Linked DNA regions of Mus musculus: regions 1 and 2 are each linked to region 3. Evidence: chromatin loops called from intact Hi-C (ENCODE). Cell type or tissue: left cerebral cortex. All regions are shown on one strand.

Evidence for each region. A loop is a pair of places that touch in the nucleus more often than their neighbours do. Peaks named below come from ENCODE experiments on the same cell type or tissue, not always from the same donor. Only the 100,000 strongest peaks of a DNase experiment are listed, where the experiment ranks them.
Region 1: it touches region 3 in a loop (8-fold over the local background); 7 of 42 quality-filtered maps call a loop at or near these places.
Region 2: a loop joins it to region 3, with 5 times the contacts of the local background. A loop is called at or near these places in 2 of 42 quality-filtered maps.

The regions. Positions count from the first base shown.
Region 1 is chr9:94,666,218-94,674,217 of GRCm38, reverse strand. Slc9a9 (solute carrier family 9 (sodium/hydrogen exchanger), member 9) reads right to left here and starts at 4,326. Exons shown (of 16, transcript NM_177909.5): 1 at 3,982-4,326. The coding sequence starts at 4,156. In left cerebral cortex, CTCF peaks have their summits at 4,094 and 5,363; DNase peaks (open chromatin) are centred at 3,775, 4,294, 4,938 and 5,366; H3K4me3 peaks cover 2,670 bases; H3K27ac peaks cover 2,443 bases.
Region 2 is chr9:94,297,325-94,305,324 of GRCm38, reverse strand. No RefSeq gene overlaps it. Among named protein-coding and RNA genes, the nearest start is that of Gm24200, 17 kb to the right of the region's middle. In left cerebral cortex, no CTCF peak of the experiment used is centred here; DNase peaks (open chromatin) are centred at 3,625, 4,221, 4,733, 5,182 and 3 more places; H3K27ac peaks cover 296 bases.
Region 3 is chr9:94,532,235-94,540,234 of GRCm38, reverse strand. It overlaps Dipk2a (divergent protein kinase domain 2A), which reads left to right and starts at 2,154. Exons shown (of 3, transcript NM_001033145.2): 1 at 2,154-3,016. The coding sequence starts at 2,360. In left cerebral cortex, CTCF peaks have their summits at 1,744, 3,008 and 5,277 (motif pointing right); DNase peaks (open chromatin) are centred at 3,005, 4,700, 5,240, 6,372 and 6 more places; H3K4me3 peaks cover 6,853 bases; H3K27ac peaks cover 3,809 bases.

The DNA of each region.
Region 1 (8,000 bases), 130 kb before region 3:
AACTTCTGCATGAATCCAGGACAGTCTCTATATTAGATGATGGTTAAAACAAACAAACAAACAAACAAAAAATCAAAGGTAGAACTCTAAGATTTTTAAATTGTTCTGTCCTTAATCTTAAATCCCAGTCCTCAAAGGTATGCCATTACAAATGTTCTACAAGATGTGACATCCCCTAGGGAGTTAAAATGGATTCCTTGATGCTATCAGGGACCAAGGAGCAAGTGCTTTCTAATGAGTACCTCGGAGATGAATCTAGGCCCCAAATTAAGCAGCACTAAGTGTCCCAGCTGCTGTCAATCAATATTTTGACCATTAACGCTCATTCTGGCTTTTAGTCCAGTTTAAATGATTATGGCTGTTGCTTATTCTTCCATTTTGAAATAACTGGAGCCATAGGAAGTCATGCGCGACAATTACGCTTTACTGTGCCTGGCAGAGCAAAAATATTTCTACAATGACACTGCTAATTTATAAAAAGCACCCATGACCCATAATAATGAGAGAAGACTTTTTATTTTATTATTTTTTGTATAAGCAATTACTTGTATTTGGGTCTTCAGTTTTATTTCCAATCATCACAGAGGAAACTTCTTGGCCTCTACAACCCTGCATATGATATTTTAAGGTTAACGACTTGAAAATTGTTTCTAACAATAATTATGAAAGAACAGTTGAACATTCTGCTTGGTTACCTTGCTCCTTGTTTATCCTGTAACTGCTCATTTTCTAAGCCTCTGATCCCTAGAATTTTTTTTTAATTGGATTCCTAAGTACACTGATTAAATGTATCAGCATCTATTACATCTTCTAAGGGACATTTGGCACAGGTCACCAGAATGCCCTCAGGGAGGCATGTTGGGGACTGGGCTGAGGGAATACAGGTACTGTGGTGCCTGAAGAAAGTACTGCTCTCAGTATAAGGGCAAATGGTTTGTGTGAGCAGTTGATGAAGGCAAGAGCCGCAGCCAGAGAGGTAGGGGCTGGTCACCTAATTCTTTGATGAGCCCAAAGGGAAAGGCAAACTATCCGAGGTGCTCTATGGCAAGACTGGAAAGAATAAGCAGCGGTAATAATCACTTAAATGGGACTAAAAGCCAGAACAGACATTAACGGTCAGCATATTGATTAACAGCAGGATGGAGAGATCTGTCCCAGGCTACTCTAAAGTGTCTGTCTTCAGAAAACAAGAAAAAGTCTACGTTTGTCGTCTTCTCCATTGGTTTTCATTATGCCTTTAGCCAGACTACTGCAGAAACAATGTCTTGCTTCCTCAGATGGAGAAAGGGTTTACCCTGAAATTTTACTTTGTCAGACCCCCTGGAGAAGAAACTAGATGGCCAAGCCTTAAAGGTTTACAACAGGATCATATATTTGGAACATCCTCATTTCTCCACCATCCTCCCACCCCTGCTCACACACACACATACACACACTCCCTGGAATATCCCTGAAGGAAGTTACTTATTACTGTCTCAGCATCTCTGATTAAAAGACGTGCTGGACCCCAGCTCAGCACCAGCCACTACCATGACCTCCATCTAAGCCCCACTTCCTCTGCACAACGAGGATTCCATTCTCTAAGATTCCTTACAACTGTACGAACTGCTTATTCATTTACAGAGACTAAACCTTTGGAATTCTCTCCCTCTTACTACTAAAAGTTGTTCCTTAGAGTTCCTCGTTCTCCTGGGTTTTAGTTTGACTATTTCATTACATCCCTGACAGAAAGTCTACACTAAGCACTTCAGTAAAGCATTTTGAAAAAATGCTTATCCTAGAAGTCTGTGGAAGCCATCTTAATGAATTATTTTCAGAGTTTACCCTTGAAATGAACAAGAACCTCATTAACAGCTTGAAATGTATGAAAACACATGGGGAGGACTACCATGCTTGACTCTTCAGCTTGGGGAGGACTACCATGCTTGACTCTTCAGCTTGGGGAGGACCACCATGCTTGACTCTTCAGCTTGGGGAGGACCACCATGCTTGACTCTTCAGCTTGGGGAGGACTAACATGCTTGACTCTTCAGCTTGGGGAGGACTACCATGCTTGACTCTTCAGCTTGGGGAGGACCACCATGCTTGACTGTTCAGCTTGGGGAGGACCACCATGCTTGACTGTTCAGTGCAGGGACAACCATTATTAACTAAATCTAATCAAGAATTATTTAAGTCAAAGTTTAACTACTTTTATAAAACAATATCCCTACCACAGAGAAGAAAATTGATAAAAAAAAAAAAACTGTTATAATTCAAGCACATGGAGAAATCTTCCCTTCCAGTAAGGGTTTAATCTTAACTATGTGTTGTATCGCTAAAATATGCACAGCCCTTTGATCTGATGCTTAGGATGACAGTGTTTCTGGCTTCTCAGATTACACCCTGCATCTTTTTGATTATTTATTACCCAAGATAGAGAAAGCTCCTGGTAAATCGATTATGGAGAAAGGGAGAATGACTCACGTCTAGGGCTCGGCCTCTGAAAGCGCTGTGCCCTTCTCTTTTGGCCTGTCTCTCCCACCCTGAAAAGTTTTGCTGTGTGCTGTAGGACCTTCAGTACAAAGAAACTTAGTGGAGCTCTGAATTGGCTTCGAGAAAGCAAGCTGCACTACATGGCCTTAACGGTCTGTCCTACAGCTCAAGTGGCTCAAGGGTAGGCTATCTCATGCTTTCCCTTCAGGACCATTCCTTGTTAACATCAGTCCATCACACGCTTAGCACATGAAAGGTGCCCTCATCTTGTTTCCCTGGAGCCCAGACATATAAAAGGGCCTCCTCCAAAAAGAAGGAGAAGTCAAAAAGTATGTTCTTTGCTATCCGTTTTGGCAGCCCTTGACTGTTCCCATTATGTTCAAAGCTGTTACCTTTTACTTGGTAGGATAAGGGTCATGAAGTCAGTTGGTAGTGAGACAATTTGTCTCAGTACCAGCTCAGTGCTAGTGCCTTGTAGCTCATCTTAATAAACTAGATAAACCAGGCTAGTCTGTACAAACTCCATAATCACATTTTATTAAACTTCCCAAAAATGATGGATGCCATGGTAACTTGCACAGAAAGAGCATCACTTTGGGAGGTTAAACCTTAAATTAAAACCTTTTTTCCCCTCTGTAGTTTAAAGAATTGGGTGTTCTTACTTATACATATTATTCCAGCACCCAGGAGGTTGAAGCAGGAAGATCACTGTGAGTCTGAGGCCAACCTTGTCTATAGAGTGAGACCTGTCTAAAATGAGAGAGAGAGAAAGGGGGAGAGAGAGGGAGAGAGAGAGGGAGAGAGAGAGGAGAGAGAGGGAGAGGGAGAGAGAGAGAGAGAGAGAGAGAGAGAGAGAGAGAGAGAGAGAGAGAGAGAAGTGTGTGTGTGGTGTGAGAACACAAATAAGTATTATAAACAAGACCATATTAAATCAGGCTAAGCAATGGAAAATGTTAAATAGGAAATTCTTGGTTTAACACTTTTATTATCAGAAGCTAAAATAGTGTTCACAGGATGAAAAAGGATTTGGACACAATTATTCCCATTACAAGGGTGGGGTCTGTTTCTACGAGTATTTCTTCTTGAAAATAGTTGAAAGGGTATTTCCTCCATGCAGTCTGAAGCCATTCCCTTAACTTTGCCTGGCTCCTCTGGCTGCCTGTGGAAGAGGCTGCGCTGACTGACTGCATTGCCACCACAACCTACTACCATGACTAGCGCTCCATGACTCCCCGCATGACAAAGGACTGCAGCTGTCAACAGACTCACATACTGTGCTGCCTCAGAGCCTGTCACTGTGACAGCTGCTCTGTGGTCAGGCGGAATTTCTGCCGCTCCTCTGGAAAGAGGTTAGCATCCCTAACACTGCGGCACCTCTCGCTGAGCTAATGACACTTCAATCAGCATGTTCCCCTCACTTTCTGCACTTTGCCATCTGAGCACAAGTCTCTAATTACTACGCCCAGGCAACAAGTTACACATCTACCCCACCATTTACACACTCACCATACACCATCGCCCCTCCAGTCTCATGCAAGAAGCGGAATCGGTGATTTTTAAATAACCAGATTGTTAAAATGGTAAGGATGAGCAAAAAATTAAACGCGAGTAGCTCCACTGCTCCCTGGTGTTGAAAATGATCTTCATCCTTCCCTGACGTAAACCGAAGCTGCCCAGCCATTCTCCACTCGACCGACTGTGATGCTCAGAGAAATCCCTGGACAAGGGATGAGCCCTTAGATGAGGGTTGCCTAGGATAGACTGGCGCCCACAGAATTTCAGAATAAACGCTGCTACTTTGTTGCTACTTCGCAAGCAATTCAGATGGCTTAGCATTCAGACCGGCTTCTCGTTACAACTTCCTGTTTCTCTCTTAAAGCAGCCCCGTCTCTTTTCAAACTCCAGAGGGTGGTTTCATCATAAAAGATTCTGTCTTTAAATGATTCACTCTGGAAAGAGATCTTCCACACTGGTCAAATCTGCCAGCAAGATGCTGATGTCCAGACTCGTGGCCCTCCTGTTTCCAGCATGATTTCTTAGTCTGTATGCAACTGGCAAATTGTACATTGATAGTAAGACAGTTCAACCCGGCACATCAATAGTTTTCAGATTCAAAAGGGCAAGTCCAGACCCTTAACTTCACCTACTCAGGTTTCTCCCCTCCCACCACAGCCTCCCAGGGGAGGATTGACAGGTATGATTTCACAGGACTATTTCTGAAGTTGAGAGGCACAGATCCAGTGCACGATTCTCTGACTTTTTATAATTGCCGGTCAACTAAAATAATCAAAAAGAAAAGTCTAGCCCCAGTCCTTTAACGGTGCTATTTAAATTTGTTGAAGAAAAAAAGGAAGAGAGATAGAGAAGGTGGAGGATGGAGGGAAGAAGGGAGGGAGGGAGAAAAGGGAGAGGGAGGTGTTTAAGACTGGTACCTCCAGTTCTTCTGCTTCCTAGGCAAACATCAAGATTTCCTTGTCTTTACCAATCAGTCACCATGCAGCCAGGTCTGCTGTGGAGACCCCCACATCTCACCACATGGTAAAATGGACGAGTGTTAATGTCTGGCTTCTATTCTGATAGAATTAGAATTCCATTTCTGTATTGTAAGGCACCCTGAAAAAAATATGACACTAAAGGCTTTGAGACAAACACATAATAATATTATGGTCTTACAGACCTGTAACTCTAGCGTTCAGGAAGCTGAGGCAAGAGGATCGCTGTGAATTCAAGGTCTCCCTGAGCTACATAGACACTGGAAGGTAACTACCCATCGGAAAGCTAATTTCCCACTCTGGGAGAGCATCAAGCACTCCAGTGCCTCAGCCTCTTTGCTTATGCAACTCCGAGCTGGAGTTGGTTTTCTCTGTGTGCTTGGCTCAGCAGGGGGCATCTGTGTGCACAGCAGATGTTTTTACCCATGGTCCCTTTTGGCACGCATCTCTGTGATGACTAATACTGGAGTTGTCTTGAAGCCTGTCAGCTATTGCTTGCAAGCATTTGCCAGCAGCCTCACCTTCCGTATTCAAAAACCCACAGGTGAGTCGTTAGATTTACAAGATAATGCAAATTCAAAAACGAGAGAACTTCCTGGTTTTGCTGCTTTTAAGGCAGACTTGCTCTTCGATTGTCTTACCACATCTCTTTCCCTCTTCCTGTGAAGAGACCCAGGAAGTGGGTGAGAAGGAGCAGGAGATTGTTTGCCTGACTCTACAAGCTTTTCAAAAGCTTTAAGCTTGCTGTTGAAATAAGGCAGTGTAGGAAGATGAAGGAATTGTGGGTAGAGAAAGGAAGGCCTCACCTGGAAGCCTGGCCCAAGCCTGCTGCCTGGAGCATGGAGAATGGCAGCACTGTCAACAGCAGTTGGCTAGGACGATTTGGAACAAAGACAGTATTTCTCGTCCATAGAGACGCTTCACTGGGAACATTAAAATGGAAAGCTGTTTTCTTGAGGCATAAGGACACATGGCCTCTCTACCTTTCCAGTTGTAAAAGCTAGGACTCTCAAAACATCATTTACAAGCAAAAGACTGGTTCTAACTCTCTGATTCAACTCTGTAACTAATTTTTTGTTTGTTTGTTTGTTTTTTCATATTATCAGTTTACAATCCCATCCAAGGCGTCTCTGGGAAGACCGTAAATTTTCATTTGTTAAAAGAAAGGAGAGGGCTGGCGAGATGGCTCGGTTGAGTAAAGGTACTTGCTGCCAAACCTGATGACTTGAGTTCGATTCCCTGGGTCCGTGGGTTCAGTGGAGAGAACGAACCCTTGCAAGCATTCTTCTGGTCCTTCTCATGATTCAATGAGTGCTGTCCTGAGGCCAGCTGTCAGTGTTGACGGTGTCTCCCTCAACAATCTGCACTGTGGCCTTGCTCCCATCCAGCTACCTTGCTTCCTTTGTGAATCTGTGTGAACCGTGTTTTCAGTTCTTTGGATAAGAAACCTAGTAACCAGAGCTGCCTGACCCCAGACACTAACCAACAGTAACAGTTCTGGGTCCTAGTAAAACTAGAACAACTAATTACAGGAATAGCCAAGGTTCCCAACATTACTAAGTGCTGTGCTGTCTATATTAAGGAGATAGATGCTGACAGATGGACGATTATCAACTGGAAATGACGGCACTGTGCTGGCACCTGATGACGATAACCCTTCAAGCCACAAGCTCACAGGAACCTGGTTTGGAACTCAAAACACAGCGGTTGTCTTAACTAGCTTTGGATTGTGATGATCAAAAACAACTTGGCGAGGAAAGTTTATTTGGCTCGTACATCCAGATCATAGTCTCTCATAAAAGGAAGTTGGGGCAGGAACCTGGATACAAGAATTGATGCAGAGGCCACAGAGGAACCCTCCCCATGGGCTCACTTAGGACCATGTGCCCAGGAGTAACGCTACTCTGCAGAGGGCTAGGTGATCCCACATCAATCACTAATTGAGAAAATAGCACACAGACTTGCCAAACAGGCAATCTAACACAGGCATTTTGTCAACCAAGATCCCTTTTCCCAGATGACCCCAGCTAGTATCCAATTGAGAAAACAAAACAAAACAAAAACAACCAAAAAAAGCTAAGCAGCACAACTGTGGAACGCAAAGCAAGGACCCAAGAGAAACTACTGAAGCTTTCCAATCCCTTTCTCAAAACCTGTTGTGAACTGAGTTGAAGGCGCCTGTTCTACAATGCCACATGCAAGTGAGAGAGGAAAGAGAAAGGACAGAACTGCCTGACTCACTACCACCATCAGCATACCCTGCCTCAGCTTGCCCACAAAACCCAACGGCGAGAAGGAGTCAAAGAGGGGGACCTGTACTGTCAGGGTAACCTAGGGTGGAGCAGATGTTGCCCGTAGGAGGGAATGTCACCCAGTCAATGTTACAGAATCTCCAGTCACTGCTGATAGAAGAGGCTGCAGGTACAGGCTGGGGAAGCAAACTGCCCAGGTGTGGAGACACTGAGGGATTTCATGTCAGGCTCTATGAAGGATCCAGGCAAACCTGGCATTATGCCTGCCATTTAGCCTTGTTATCCCTAAGCCATCCAAGGAGCGGCAGCATTCTACCCAAGTCCTTAGGAATAAGGAGGGGCCCCTGGAACTTCAATTTTTTTCAAATCATATTTTTAATGATGGTTTTTAAACATTCTAACCTCCCTTCTAGCCCACCACCCACCAGAGATAGTGGGTAGAATTCGGGGGAAGTGGACCTGCATAGAAAGTTTCTTTGGAGCAACTCCCATCTGTGTTGTCTGGAAATCAGCAGTTCAGTTCACAGGTCAGCAGCAGCAGCAGCTCCATCCACTTGAAAACACTTCATGGATACACCAGCAGTTCAGTTCGGTAGAGTTGGTGTATATATAGCACCGCACGAATCAACAGTGGTGGCACTACCTAGCAGAAACAGCCAGGCCTCAGCCTTGGCAGGAGTTAGCAGGAGGTACTAGGAGAAGTTCTAGGCTATGCCTCTCTCAGTAAAGCAAAGCTCAGTGAAGACGAGAGACCAAGAGTTACACAGCTAACTCTATAAGC
Region 2 (8,000 bases), 230 kb after region 3:
AATTCTCAACAAGAAAAGAACTTCCAGGGCAATCACCATCCCTGACCTCAAGCTGTACTCCAAAGCAATAGTGATTAAAAACTGCATGGTATTGGTACAGAGACAGACAGGTCAATTAATGGAATAGAATCAAAGACCCAAAAATAAACCCACATACCTATGGACACTTGATCTTTGACAAAGAAGACAAAACATACAATGGAAAAAAAATCATCTTTAGTAAACGGTGTCGGTCTATGTAGGAAAATGAAAATAGACCCATATTTATCACTTTACAAGAAGCTCAAGTCTAAGTGGATCAAGGACCTCAACATAAAACCAGATACACTGAATCTAAGAGAAGAGAAAGAAGGAAAGAGCCTTGAACTCAGTGGCACAGGTGGGAAATTTCCTGAAGAGAACACAATGGTTCAGGCTCTAAGATCAACAATTCAACAATTGATAAATGGGTCCTCATGAAACTGGAAAGCTTCTGTAAAGCAAAGGAAACTGTCAATAGGATAAATTGGTAACCTACAGATCGGGAAAAATTCTTCACTAACACTACATCCAACAAAGGGCTAATATCCAAAATATATGCAGAAATCAAGAAGTTAGACTTTTGGTATAGCATTGGAAATGTAAATGAGCTATATACCTAATAAAAAATGGAAAAAAAAGAAGTTAATCTCCTTAAGACCAAATAACCCAATTAAAAATGCGGTACAGAGCTAAACAGAGAATTCACAATAAAGGAATCTCAAAATGGTTGAAAAGTACTTAAATGTTCAAAGTGATCAGAAAAGCACAAATCAAAGTGACCCTGAGATTCCACCTTACACCAATCAGAATGGTTAAGATTAAAAACTCAACCTACAGCACATGCTGGTAAGGATATGGAAAAAGAGGAACATTCCTCCATTACTGGTGGGATTGCAAACTGATACAACCATTCTGGAAATCAATCTGGTCGTTCCTCAGAAAACTGGAAATAGTTCTACCTGAAGACCCAGCTATACCTCTCTTGGGCACATACTCAAAAGATTTCCCAACATACCACAAGGACAAATGCTCCAATATATTCAATTCCTTCCTTCCTTCCTTCCTTCCTTCCTTCCTTCCTTCCTTCCTTCCTTCCTTCCTTCTTTCCTTCCTTCCTTTCCTCCTTTCTTTCCTTTTTAAAGATTTATTTATTTATTTATTTATTTAATGTATGTGAGTATTCTGTTTTTTTTTTTTTTTTTTTTTCAGACACACCATAAGAAGGCATTGGATCACATTACAGATGATTGGGAGCCATCCTGTGGTTGCTGGAATTTGAACTCAGGACCTCTGGAAGAGCAGTCAGAGCTCTTAACCAGTTAGTCATCTCTCCAGTCCTAGCTTCTTCCTTCCTTCCTTCCTTCCTTCCTTCCTTCCTTCCTTCCTTCCTTCCTTCCTTTCTTCCTTCCTTCCTTCCTTCCTTCCTTTTTCTTTCTTTCTTTCTTTCTTTCTTTCTTTCTTTCTTTCTTTCTTTCTTTCTTTCTTTCTTTCCTTCTTTCTTTCTTTCTCTCTCTCTCTCTCTTTCTTTCTTTCTCTCTTTCTCTTTTTTTTCTTTTTGTAATAATTTCAATGCTTAATCTTTTTATCTTTTCTTTATTTTGTGTGCATTGGTATTTTGTCTGCATGTATGTCTATGAGGGTATCAGAGCCTGTGCAAATGGGTTCCAGACAGGTGTGGTTTCCCATGTGATTGCTGAGAATTGAACCCAGGTCCTCTGGAAGAGCAGCTATGGCTGAGCCATCTCTACAAAAACCTAATTTGATTTCTTTAATTTCAGCACTATGATAATTCAGAAATAGAATAGACTTCATAAAAATATATTATTAATTATTTAAATTATGCAAAAGTAAAGGAAATTAGAAAAACATTAGGGCTAACATTCATGAACTTCAGGATGAAAGAAGCAAATGCTTTCTAATGATTTAGAATAAAAATCAGTGCACACACCCCAATGCCCTTCCTACACTCAGTCTTTCAGACAGCATCTTCCAAGTCAACCCTAACCTCAGGGTTTTGTATTATCTCCTACAGAGAGCACAAATGTGATGTCTCCTTGAAAATGCACATGCTTCACAAATACATGCCTGGAGCTTCGATCTTGTTCCATCTTCTTTACTCAAATGATTTGTCATAACTATAAACAAATAAAACTATTGCTTTATTTTTTCTGCCAGAGGTTTATTTCACTCCTTATAGCTAGACTATAGTATTATATTACACAAATAAATAATAGTTGCCTATCTTCTTCTAACCAAGAAGCATAGTGATTTTCATGTTCACCATAAGTAACAGTGTTGCAGTAAAATACGGAGGATTTATCTTGTTATAGGAGAATGAGGTGACCTCTGTCTATTTCAGAAACAAGTATTTTCCAAAAGGGAAGTGTCTTGTGGGTGTTTTTGAGTCGTGGGTGGAAGACTCTGGGAATTGGCAGAGTTCTTTGTCCCCAGGATACCCAGAGGTTCTCTTTTATAAGTATCTGTAGGCAGGTGTTTGCTCTGTGTATCCTTGGAACTCAGCTTTGCTCCCACATCCTGTGTATCTCAGACTAATTTTGGGGGAAAAATAGTGATATGTAAAAGAAGAAGTAGCTACGCAGTCAATCTTGGCTTAAATTTAGAGTGCCACACGAAAGATAGCTGCAGACAAGGTGTAGGAGGAAGGTGGGCTTCATAGCAGGGAGGCTATTTCCTCCTGGTAAAGCATGGATAATTTTAGAGAACATTTTTTATTCTTTCTTTAATTATGTTTGGTCTGCTCTGTTATGTGCTCACTGCTCATACGATCGAGATCTCTGGCTCCAAGTGGAAACATAACATCGGGGACAACCCAAAGTTATAAAATTGATGAGCAGTCCAGGATATGAAAGAAAGAAAGATGTCACATGAAAGAAAGTCATACCAGTGCCCCTTCTCTGTTAATCAAAATGGGCTTGCCAATCACCTGGGTGTGGAAGTTAAGTGGGCTTCTTTCTACCAGTTCCATGCTCCCAGAAATAACACTTGGGCTCAAAATATATTTACAAACACCTTGGCCATATTCAGCTCTTCTCTGACTAGAATCATAACTTCAGATAACTCATTCATTTTAATCCATATTCTGCCTTGTGGCTGGTTACTTGTGCTCAGGTACTATGTGTCTGTCTCCTCACACCTGTCCTTGTAGATCTCCCAGCTGGCTCTATTCCAGAATCCTTTCTGCTTTCCATATGTTCCACTTCCCAATTCCTGCCTAAAACATAGCCGATAGGCTTTTAAATCAACCAGTGATGCACAATACACAATACAACACACAAGATATTCTCTTGGCACATAGGCAGGAAAATGCCCTATTATGAAAGCTGGTTCTGGGGACTTTAGGAAATAGCACAAAGCCCATTTAGCATGTAAGTTGGAGAAATGGTTTCTTTGGAAGGTGACTGCTCTCAGCCTTGGGAGTCTGCATTGAGTCTGCATTAACACTCCACCACCTATCCCCTACAGTTTGCTCTGTGTGTTTGAATTCTCTTTACAGAGAGTGCAAGGTTGTGGGAGCCAAGGTGAGACCAGAGTGAGATCCCAGAGTTGTTAAGTCGTTTTGGTACAGTACTAAGTAGAATGCCCCCAGTGCCCATTTTCAGTAGCCACATGAACATCAAAACCCAGTTTATCTGGGTATTGTACTGCTACTGTTCCTCTGACACCTTCGGTCTCATTTCATACACATATAATATTGATTTTCATACCCTCTTGATATTTATAATCGAAGGCATACCCCTATTCCACCTTCAAGTTAAGCTAAGTGTTGAAAAGTAGCATTGCATTTTCCCATCTTTTATAAATAGAAGCCTTTTAAATGTAATTTTGTACTTTGCCTTTTCTACTTGTTATTTAAAAAAAAAAAAGAAGAAGAAGACAAGGAAGAAAATTCACTTTATAAAGTCACTGTAAACCAGCGAACTAACAGCTTGAGAGATTTGAGAAGTCTTTTTTTGCATACAAATTAGGAGCTATTTTACTGTTTGCATTTGATGAAGTAGTTGCGTTCACTTTCTGTTTGGTTTGAGTTCAAGAATGTATGTGAAGAAGCAGAAAAGATGATGTCATGATGGCTGATATAAAGCAAGCCAAACAAGGCGCTTCAAACTCCAGCATTATCACAACCTCAAATCAATTGAGTTCTTTTTATAGTAAGAAAATACTGTTAATATAACTTAAATGTCAGGACTTGAACCTGTGTAGTGTCAGAGCTAAGCTGCTCAGATCTAACCTGTTTGTGCTAAGCACCTCCTGTTAGCATCCAACAAACTGGGAAAGGTCTGCAGTCACCCCAGTACTTGAAATAGCACTGGTCTCCACAAGGCAAAAATCCTTTCTCTTTTGCTGAATCCGGAGCCCAGATGTCACTTTCATATAATATGAAAATACGTAGTGGTATTGGCAGGGGAAGAAGGTGATTAAAACTGGAATCAGAGTTTTTTGATTATAGCAGGCATTTCAACACCTTTATTGCTGCAGAATTTCAAGCTGTTGTCTACCAGCCTATACTAAAATTGATGTGAAAAACTTTACAGTGCTTGATGAAATTTTCACCAAATTTTTTTTTTTTTGTAAAAGTTACAACAGAAGTCATTTTGTGACGTGCTAGCAAGCATTGTTAGTGGGGGCAGTGGCAGAGGCCTGAGAGTTTAATGCATTCTGGGAAACTACCACTTGGCAAAGTCCTTCTGTGGTTGTTTTATAGTGTGGAGCTTCACTCTGCAATAAAAATAAAACCAAATTCATTTGGGCTCAGTCTTTTTGTTGCTTTATTTAATTTTCACTTTGGCGTGTGGCCCTTAAAGCTTTAACAGGGCCAGTGTGGCTCTGGAAGTGCTTACTAATTCAACGTGGTTAATGGCTTCCATGGCCAAAGCCAACTCAGCAGTTTAGTCTCATTCTGTCTTTCTTTCTCTTCTCTTTGATTTTCCTTCTGGTGGGAAACCTCTACATGGGGCAACCTATTATCAGTCGATGTTTTCTTGACTTTTGAGGTAACTGCCTTAAACTTTCTGGCCTGCAAAGGCGTGGAGATGCCTCTGAACCATCTCATACTATGGCAGAGGAAAGAAAAGTGTTTGCTTTTTTGAAAGTCCTTTCAGCATCTGCAGCATGATGCACACAGCTTGCTGTGAAGTGCAGATTCAGTTAGGTTCAGAGAACCCAAAAGGAATTAGTGTGTGTGTGTGTGTTTCTCAGGTGTGCAGGTTTGTGGAAAGAATAGTCACACTGGCATTGGGCAATCTATCCTTCAACTCCTGGGACCTAAGAATGTTCTAAGTACAATTCCTAACAGCATTGAGAAGTTCACGATGGAGTGTTTTGTGCTCACACACAGGCACATAAGTGAAATGTCAGTCTGTTTCATCTGTTTTGCCCATTTGAGATGCTGTGTCTCCCCAACCCCCGCCCAGGGGTGGCTGTGGTGTTTACCACTGCATAGATGTGTTGGTTGACCTGAGAGCTTCCAGGAAATCAGCTGCCTGCTCTTCCCATCTCACTGTAGGTGCACCAGGATTACAGATGTGCACAACTCTGCCCAAATTTTACATGGGTTCTGGGGATTTGAACTTAAGAAGGTATACTCAAGCTGTTGTGACAAGTGCTTAATCTGAGCAGTTACTTCAGCCCAGCCATGAGGTAATTGTTCTACATGTTAATGATTGACTTGGCAGGTTTTAGCCATAGATTCCCACATTTCTTCAAATGTATGCTCCTTTAACTTTATCCAAAGCAATATCAGTAAAAATAAAAAATAACAAATAATAAATAAAGAAATAAATGTACCTTTTTTTTAACACCTTAAAATAAGTACAGAAGTAGCAGAAGTATCTCTTAGACATTGTGAACAATGATGTTATGCTCAGGTGAAGCTGACCACCATAGCTTTAATTGTGCTAGTCTATAATTCCCAGCTGCTGTAGCAGAAACGTTTATCCAATTAGCATTGTGACATCCTCGCTCTATAGTGTGATGTCTGGCACATGGCAAAGGAGATCTAAATTATCTGAAAATTGTCCTGAAGTGTGTTTCTTGTTTACTTGGAAAAAAAAATCAAATGGAGAGGAGACTACTCCTTCCTCTCAAAGGAATGCCTCTATCCTACATAGCTGCCGCTTCCCTTCCTAGCAGTGAATGAAAATTTCAAGAGCTTCAAGATTACATGATCTGCTTACCCAGATGACTGCAAAACTATCCAGAGTCAACTCTGTTCTGCCTGATTCTACAGTGTTCTCATTATCAGCAATCTTCATATCTGCCAAAAATTCATCATTCCCTTCCTTTTGCTCTCTCTCTCTCCCTCTCTCTCTCTCTCTCTCACACACACACACATACACACACAGTGATTATACCCTTTCCTGAAATCTTCACCATTATGTCATCATGTTCTAGTCCTGGGATGTCTGAAAAGATCAGGACCATCTTGTCTCAGAATCCTAGACTTGGTTTGTAAGTTCTTTGGACATATGCATTAGTGTTTTGAATATTCTCAAACTTTCTTTCTGTAATAAGTTGGGACACAGCTGGTATTAGCATATGCACTATCATGTTCTGTTAAAACACAGCCCTCCCCCTTACCCGAGTTCAGCACACCTTAGTACACAGTGCCCAGTGCTTAGCCCACCACCCTACACAGTCAGTGATTGTTGGCACCATGGCTAAAGGAAAAACAAAGGCACAAAGCTGGTGAAAGAATAAACAGCTGGAAAAAATTTCACAGTTGTTTTCTGTTTAATAGAATAATGAGCCAGTAAAGAACAGAAAACAACAACTAAAATTAAATTTTCTGATACTTTCAGGGAATGAGTTATTCTAGAGTATCAAATTTCCTGGACAGGAGAAACTTTGAAGCATCTGTTTACTTTTGTGTAAATTCTTCCTAAAATGGTATTTTACTTTTTCAGTTTGTTACATTGAGTCGATTGCATGTAATTTAACCTTGTCCCGAATACCTAGTAATAAAAACAGTATCTTAGTCAAACAATTAAAATGATATGTAGAGCTAGATATTTCAGGGACTTCCTTTGAGAAATTTTTGATCGGGTTGTGAACGTCATGTGTATAACTCAGAGGTCCTAAGATAAAAGAGCTTTGGCAACCTTCTCTGTCTCCTTCATTCTCTTGCAGGGTTTCTCTTGCAGGGATATTGTTCTAGAGACACACTGTTAGATAGGTGATACCGTTTGTTTAGGAATGGCAAGTTTATCCTGGTGTTTACATCCTAGCTTTAGTACTTGACTCTTCATCTTGCCCTGGGTTTGCAGAACAATATATACCCATTTATGCTCTGATTTGAAATATTTTCATATCTTCTTTAGGGACTGCATCAGTCGCAGATTTAAGACTTAACTAGTAAATGTTTGTTGAGCACACAGTATTGGCAGGTGTCCCACGTTCTTAAATTTTTACATCACTCCAGCCTCTATTACAACTGGATGAAATGGTGGTCTTGCTGTCACATTTTATACATGGCAAACAAGTTTGGTGATGATGGTGATAGAAAAGGTGTGTGGCCTTTGCTTGCTTATTTTATTTATTTATTTATTGCTTGCTCTTTAAATATTTTATTATTTTGTTTTTAGTTATGTATATGGGGTACAGGTTGCAGAGGCCAGAGATGTCCAAGCAGGCAAGAGGAGTTGCATTATCCCTGGGGCTGGAGTTACAGGTGGTTGTAATCTGCCCATTGTGAGAACTAGGAATCAAACTTGGGTCCTCTAGAAGAACAATCCACGTTCTTAACCACTGAGCCATCTCTGAAGCTCCGGCCTTGCTCTTTCATTTTCCTCTTGTGTATTCTCTGTACATACGTGATCATCTTTGGCTCTACTCTCTGTGGTTCATTCTTTGAGATGTGTTTTACTTTGCACAAGACATCTATTCTCTGCTATTTTCTTAGCGGTCATTGATTTAAATGTATCCTTTGAAGACAGTTAAGTATAAGAATGGTAACAAGGTAG
Region 3 (8,000 bases):
TACACTGTTCTTATTTAAAATAATGATCAAGAACTCTGGCTTGCAGTTTACAATCCATTAGCTAAAAGCATCCTGTGGTTTACTGGAAAGTGGAGAAAAATACATTAATACTTACTGATCTTTTCCAATCTCTGAGTTTATCTTATGTGTCTCCAAAACTTTTTTCTGTTGCAAAAGTTATTAAATTCTTGAAGACTATCTTAATATCTAGAAGTTTTAATTGCAACAACTGAGTTTGATGTGTCATGTTTCTAAATCCTCACTTCACTCTTAGGAGAGGGACTAAGGCAGAAAGGCCACCACTGACTCCCTAAATTCAGAGCTGTTAAAATATAAACTAGTTTTAAGCAAAGCAATTTGTGTTGAGTAAAATAACCTTGTTTGTTTACACTGATAAAATGCAGAAAGAATATTTTGATTTTGTTTTTAAAGTGATTCCACACATTGTCTAGCATGTAGACGGGGTGTTGAAGACAACACACAGGTTAGTAATTATTCGCTTCGTTTACAACTCTGCCTCAGCAGCACAAATGAACCATGCAGTTCTAGTCTCCAGTCGCTCCAGACACTCCAGAGGAAACTTCATTTGAGCCTTTGCTTACATAACCTTATTGTATGGATTTGGGGGATGCTTGATGAGCAAGTTAAATCAAATTTCTGCCAAAGGAAACATGGGATGCTCTTTTTCTATCAGCCAAATTTCTCAGCCATTTTGCATAAGCCTTTGAAGGCTAACATCTTAAAATTTGTATTCTGTAGTAGCCTGTAAAAATCACCACCACGTTGAAAATTTCTTCCAAAGACTGAACTCCTACATCACCAAACACAAAACGTTGACCTTACCCGTATTCTTCCAGAAGCGAGTCCTCATGCTACAATCAAATACAGAAAATTCGGGAAAGTGATTCACGATCTTGTATAGATAAGTCTCACTGTCTCAGTAGTTACTCTTTGCATACCCGTTACTACTTACTATGATTTTCCTGTTTGACCTCTAAAAATCAGCGCAGTAAAAGTATATTTAACAGCGACCAGGAATTAGCTAGCTATCCACTCGACCAACAATCACAGGAGTGCTAAAAGTTAAAGAAAAAAAAAGTATTCTAATAGAACATATTTTGAAGTTACTGCTGAAGATCCCAGACCTTCTAAAACTTAACCCCACGCGCGTTAGGCCAGGTTATTTCCGCAGTCTGCTGTTAGGAGCTGGTTAGACCGCACAGGTGCGGCACCTGACGGCCTGGCTCCCTGGGGTCATCGCCACAGCAACGCGTCCTGGCCGCAAGGCAGGCCTGGGCCCAGCCTGTGAAGCATGGGGGAACCGGGCTCCTCGGGGACCCGGCGGGCGGCGCCGGTGAGGAAGGACCTCATCCCGCCAGTGCTCACTCAGCGAAACCGTAACTCAGCCTCCGCAGATACATCGCCAGCCCTGCAGCGGCATTCCGGTCCCTAACCGCTGGCCCACTGTCTGCCCGCAGGCCCTACGGCGGCACAAAGCGCGCGACCCAGAGGTCCCGCCAGTCAAAAGAACAAGCGCGCGCCACACCATATAAGGCCCGGAGCGGGCGGCCAGGCCCCGCCCCCAGGACCTGGCCCGGCCCCACTCCAGCCCCGCCCCCAGGCTTCGGCCCCACCTCCTCCCGCTCCCAGGATGGGCCTCTCTGCTCCCGCTTGCCTCCGCCCTCTCCCTTCCAATGACCTTCCCACAAAGGCCTCCGGGGCGCCTGTGTAGCCCGACAGTCACCCCAGAGTAGCCGTTACTGAAGGTCTCCGGTGGCGGAGCTGGCGAGCTCCGCCCTCCCGGGCGCGCCCTCCACCCACCCTCTCCACCGCCTCCCCGCGAGCTCGCGCTGACGCTTCCCGGGGGCGCGCTCGCCCCGCCCCCGGCCCCGCCCCTCGCTCTCGGGCGTGCCCGCGCGTGGGGGCCCCGCCGCATCCTCTCCTCCCCTCCTCGCACCGTAGCTTCTCGAGTGTGAGGCGTCCGGGACTCCTCACTCGCCCCCGCGCGCGCTGCTCGCCCGGGACCCAGCAAGGCGCAGCTCAAGCGTCCCGGGCGGGAGTGCGCGTGCGCGCGACCGCGGCTCCCGCGCTCCCTCCTCCCCCCCCCCCTCCCCGCGCCTCTATAACTTGGCGGGCAAGGAGGCGGCGCCCGCGGAGTCGGAGGGCGGGGAGCTCGGAGGAGGGCACCGGGAGTTGTGGAGACAGCCGATCGGGAAGTCGCCGCGCTCGGCCGGCGCAGCCCGTCCTCGGGTTCCTTCGCTGCCGCCCTCCGTCTGCGCCGCGGGCCTCGGCGCCGTGGGGCGGCCCGGCGGGGTGCGCTCGCCCGCCCCGGCCCCGGCCGCTGCCGCGCGCGGGCGGGATGTGGCGCCTGGTGCCCCTGAAGCTGGGCCGCCTGTCCCGTGCACTGAAGCTGGCGGCGCTCGGCAGCCTGTTGGTGCTGATGCTGCTGCACTCGCCGTCGCTGCTCGCCTCCTGGCAGCGCAACGAGCTCGCCGACCGGCGCTTCCTGCAGCTCAATAAGTGCCCGGCGTGCTTCGGCACGAGCTGGTGCCGCCGTTTCCTCAACGGCCAGGTGGGCTTCGAGACGTGGGGCCGCCTGCGCCTGCTGGACTTCCTCAACGTGAAGAACGTGTACTTCGCGCAGTACGGCGAGCCCCGCGAGGGCGGCCGCCGGCGCGTGGTGCTCAAGCGCCTGGGTTCGCAGCGCGAGCTGGCGCAGCTCGACCAGAGCATCTGCAAGCGGGCCACCGGCCGGCCGCGCTGCGACCTGCTCCAGGCCATGCCCCGCACCGAGTTCGCGCGTCTCAACGGCGACGTGCGGCTGCTCACGCCGGAGGCGGTGGAGGGTTGGTCGGACCTGGTGCACTGCCCCTCGCAGCGCCTGCTGGACCGCCTGGTGCGCCGCTACGCGGAGACCAAGGACTCGGGCAGTTTCCTGCTGCGTAACCTCAAGGACTCCGAGCGCATGCAGCTGCTGCTCACCCTGGCCTTCAACCCCGAGCCGCTGGTGCTACAGGTAGGCGCGGGCGCGGGGCTCTTCGACGCCAGAGGGAGTGCGTCCCCAACTCTCCCAAAATGCCTCTTCGCGAGTTTCCTTCCGCCCTCCCGCTCGTCCCAGTCTGGATGCCAGTGTCAGTGCGATAGCGAGCCCTTGTACCTCTTTCCGAGGACTTGGGCACCCTGGGCACACGTCCTTTGCTGTCCCGCCTGGCTAGCCTAACTTCCCCGAGTCTGTCTTTGTTTTATTTCTTAGATCATCTCCCTGTTAGTCAATCAGCTAGTTCTGGGACCAGGTGGGAAAGATGAGATCAGAGAGTGGGGTGGTGGTAAAGTGAAGGGAGCTAATTCGTGACTCGTGCTTTGCGTGGAATTAGAAGCTAGGAAATGGGGGAAAGAGTTAGATTTGGGCTGGGAAGGCTAAAGGCCAAGACGGACTTTTGCATCCTGATGCTGTGGCCTGCCCTAGTCATATGGTAATCCGGTTAAGGAAGGAATTAAAGTGTTTTTTTTTTTTTTTTTTAGGTTGGAGCTAGGATCTAAGGAAAAGGGTTTTGGCCTCTAGCCCAACTGACTTATTTGCTTTTTCTTGACTTCATTTCGAAAATAAACGTGCCTTTTAGGAGGATAGAATGGAATCGTTTTACTGGTGGCGGCAAGAAGAAAATAGATAAGAGAAAGGAATCCGGTTTATTTTTGGAGTAATTTGTTTCAAACACCCCCCCCCCCCCCGCTAAAGTGCTGTGCCCTTGGGCAGCGATTGTCCAGTAGGTGTGTGATCTCTCTTGGCTGCAAGAAAAGTTACCAGTTCTAAACGTCAAGTGCTAGGGAAAGTGAGTTTAAATTAACCACAAGTAATTGATTGTATAGTTCACGCCCTTTCTCCGCTAAGAATGTCACTAATGGCTAGAGGGTTTGGACCTTGTTTCTGTTGTTGATTAAAGTATGAATAGGAATGTACTCTATTGGTGGCTTTTTTTTTCTTTCAAGTTTTCTGCGTCTTAGTCAAGAGAAATCAGCCTTGATTAGTTCAGCCAAGCATCCTTAACACGAGTATTTGATCAGCTGAAGTTCTAATGTGAGCCTTAATAAAATTTCAAGTTGCTGTTAAGATATATGTGATAGGTTAATTTTAAAGTTCAGATGGTTTAATAAGTACTGTTTTATCTCTGATCAGTGTAAATTCAGTTAAGCTTACTTTGCAGGATTATTCTATTCATTAGTTTAGATTAGCGAGTCTCTAAGTATGACCCCCCCCACCCACTCCCACAAGCCCCCACCTCTCCAAGCTGTATTTATGTTAGCAGGTACTGACAGCACTTAGTAGTGTAATTGACTGTAGTCGATAGTCAAAAATCTCTGAGGTCCCAAAATTTAGCACTGAACTTAAGGTATATACAGTTTTTGCATTTTAAATACTGAGTGCCTATTGAGCGATTTTTATAGGGTTGATTCTAGGTATGGATGCATTAGGAACAACTAATATTAAGATTAAACATTGTGTTTTCTTCTTTAAAAACATAGGCATCTGAACTTGAGAAACTGGTAATTTCCACACCACAAAGCTGTCTCTTACCGGGAGTTTTTATGTCTTCACACTCCTGGCGTTTTCAGCCTGTTGTGCAGTTGAGATAGTCAAATGTGTTGTGACTTTACATTTTTCTCACTTTATTTGAAGCCTAATGCCTAAATTTTTCTGAGTGGATGATTGCGTAGAGTACAGGATAAATGTGAGAAAATGTCTACTAGATTGAGGCATTCATAAATTGCATCAGTAGTTTAGTCAGCCCAGCTCCCAGGGGTAGTCCTGATGCTTCATTATGCTACATACTTGTTAAAGACACACTTTGGAGTTTTTACTACCAGTGGAACAGTGCCTTTTTTTTTTTTTTTTTTTTCCTTAACCCGAGGAGGTGGAGCTTAACCTAAAATTCTCCTGAGTAGATGCTTCCCTTACAAAAACACTTGATCTTTGGTAGTGATTTTGAAAGTATGTGTGGTGTGATTGTGAATCAGTAAGTTAAAAGTATATCCAGATTTGTAATCAAGAATACTGTTTTTGTATGGTAAATCAGATCATCATGTATGTTACTTGTTAGCTATGCAAACTGTACATTTAGTGGTACAGTTTCTATAAAGCCTGCTGTCCTGGTACTAATAGAAAAGCCACTCACAGTTGCTTCTTTACTTTTTTGCTTCATATTGTTTTAAAGTGTTTTTAAGGAGCCAGTGCTTCACAACTTAAAGCTGAACTCACCTTTCACTTTTTTCCAGGAGAGGGAGCCACCTAATGAATTTTTGGATGCTGGATGATGACAAACTAGATTTATAAATTTTCTATTGTCTAAAATTTTAGGGGAAAAAAAAAACCCTGTGGATTTCCATTATCAAATTGTTCTTCACAAAAGTAACAGAGTAATGATGCTTTTAAGTAATTAATTACTTTTTAAAAATCCCCTTTTGTTTAAGGTACTAGTGAAACAGATGAAAATGTAGATCAGTTTAATTCATTAACTGTTAGATGTTAAGAAACAGTAAAACATGAAATATCTGTTATGGCCTGAACAGGGAAGTGGAAGGTGCTGTCTGTTACACATGCATACACACGTGTGTTAAACTGCAGTTGTGCTGTCAGTGTTGCAGTGTGAAACTGAGAGTGCAGCCCCTCCTGTTGTTTAATGGTCTTAACAGTTATGGAGCGTGTCTGTGTCTGGCTTCTAGGAAAAGTTGTTCTGCAGTGGACAAGACAGTTCTCAGAACCTTTATCATGTCAGAAACCTTTTTCCTTTACATTTTTACTCATCAAGAGGTGTATCCCTCATGCCTAGCCGGCCCTCATCCTGTGGAAGGAGGAGTACCCAGAGTGGGGTTTGTTGGTTTTTGTGTGTGTGATAACAATCTTAGGTCATTAAAAATGGAAGGTAGACATTGGAAGGTAACTTCTCTGCTGGTGTTTGTGCTTGCTACCTGTTCTTGAACAGGTCAGGATGGGGAGTGTCTGGAGATTCTGAAAGTCAGCCACTATCTGTGACTGACCAAGGAGCACTGGCAAGAAAACCCTTGGTTGTTTTAGGGGGAAGAGCCAAGAATATGTTTAGCTGTATTATATATTGGTTGAACTATATTTGCCTTCCATTTTCTGAATCATAGATTTAATAGGACTTAATTTTTATAGTATGCAATTATCATTGTTTGCTGTGGCTTTTAAGCTTTCCTTTTACTTGTAAAAGGCAAAATATTATATACAGGGCATTTGTGTGGGGTTTGCATGACCAGCAGAGAGTAAATGCTAGTGTAGGGATAGAGGGTGACTGTAATCACCTGGTATATTCCGGAAACACACAGAGTGTGGCTGCTGACAGGCTGAACTGAACCACAGCTCTGCTGATCTCATCCGCTCTGACAGCCACTGGAAGGTCGTAGAGAGCACAGAGTAGAGCTTTCTCTTAGCAGCAGCCTGAGTTCAGGACGGTGTACCTCTTGGTGCCTTGCTAAAAAGAACTTTTTGAACTAGACAAAGAGGATTATGACCATTGAGAGAAAGGTTGGGATAACATTTTTTTGTTGTTGTTTAATGAAATAACTATTTTCTCCTAAATAGGTCTATTGAATCAGTTCCTTTGATTCTGCCCTATTGGGGGGACTCTCAAATTCTTGATTTGAGAAATCTGTTTTTCCTTGTTGGTGTTTGTTTTCTAAGTTTAGCTTTAACTAATGGATTTAATTAATCTCTTCTAAAAGAGAACTAGACTGGGGTGCTAGGTCTCTGCTGGGGTGTGAATTTGAGGCCAGATCAAACAATCTTTCAAGCTTTTCTAATATCTAAATTTTACACATGTGTACTCAGATTTCAAAACAAAAGTCCTGTTAAGGAAGAGAAAAATAAGGGGCCAAGCGTCTTGTTTAGCATTAGTTTCAGAATGGATGTTTTCACCTTGGAAGTTTTAGGCAGTGGGCTGTGGCTCCTTCCTTTTTTCCCTCTGGCAGCTGATTTAATAACTGCATTCCTGTGTTTAGGCTCAAAACACACTAGAGGTTGTTGCTTTGGTTTTGTTTTTGTTTTGTTGTTTTTTTTTTTGTTTGTTTTGTTTGTTTTTTTTTTTTTTTTTTGGTGCTCAGCATTCGTCTTCCTGCTTCAGCCTCCAGTGCTAGGGCTGCAGCTGTGCATTCCATACCCTGCAGTGCCGAGGAGAGCACTTTGTAATCTTAAAATCATATGTTTTGTGTGTGTGTGTGTGTTTGCATTTGAGGTTTCATGGACATGTTTGACACTTGACTAAACCTCATAAAAATACAAATGGACATAACAAAAAACATTTTGTATATCTCAGGTCCAAAATTAAAGGGACATTTTATTTATTTATTTATTTATTTATTTATTTGGGAAAACCAGTGAAACAGACACCCTTAAGGAAGCATGCCTCCATATTTGTACTGCATGGGGTGGTGGGGGTAGTTAGTTATTCTGCCTTACAATTGGTCCTTACACTTGTTGCTGGAAATAGTGATCTTTTTGTCTTTGTTGCTGGTTATTCTGTTTCCTGTGGGCTGGGCTTTAGTGGCTAGTTAGTTATCCAGAAGATTGTAAGATTGGTTTTTGTTCAATTTTTTTTTTTTTTTTAAACCTTGTGGCTGCTCTGGCCTACTACTGTCATTGATTGCTACTGAGTTCCACAGATTTCTGACTTTGATTCCTGGACCTTCCATTCAACTATATAGAAAACTAATAATAGCCTTGAGGATGTAAAGACTTACATTTCTTATATGTGCAGTGAATGTTGAACCATTGTGAAGTGAGTCTAAGCCGGGGGTAATTATCCATCCTCATTATAAAGCTTGGAAAGTTTTGGTTTGGGCTGTGAACTGTTGATCTTTCTGCCTCACTTCTCAAGTCCCAGGGCTACAGGCATGTGCCACCAAGCCTAGCCTCTGGGAAGTTTTAAAAATTATATATTAAAATCATCCAATTCACAAGTTGCAAAGAAGAAGTTATCTATGAAATA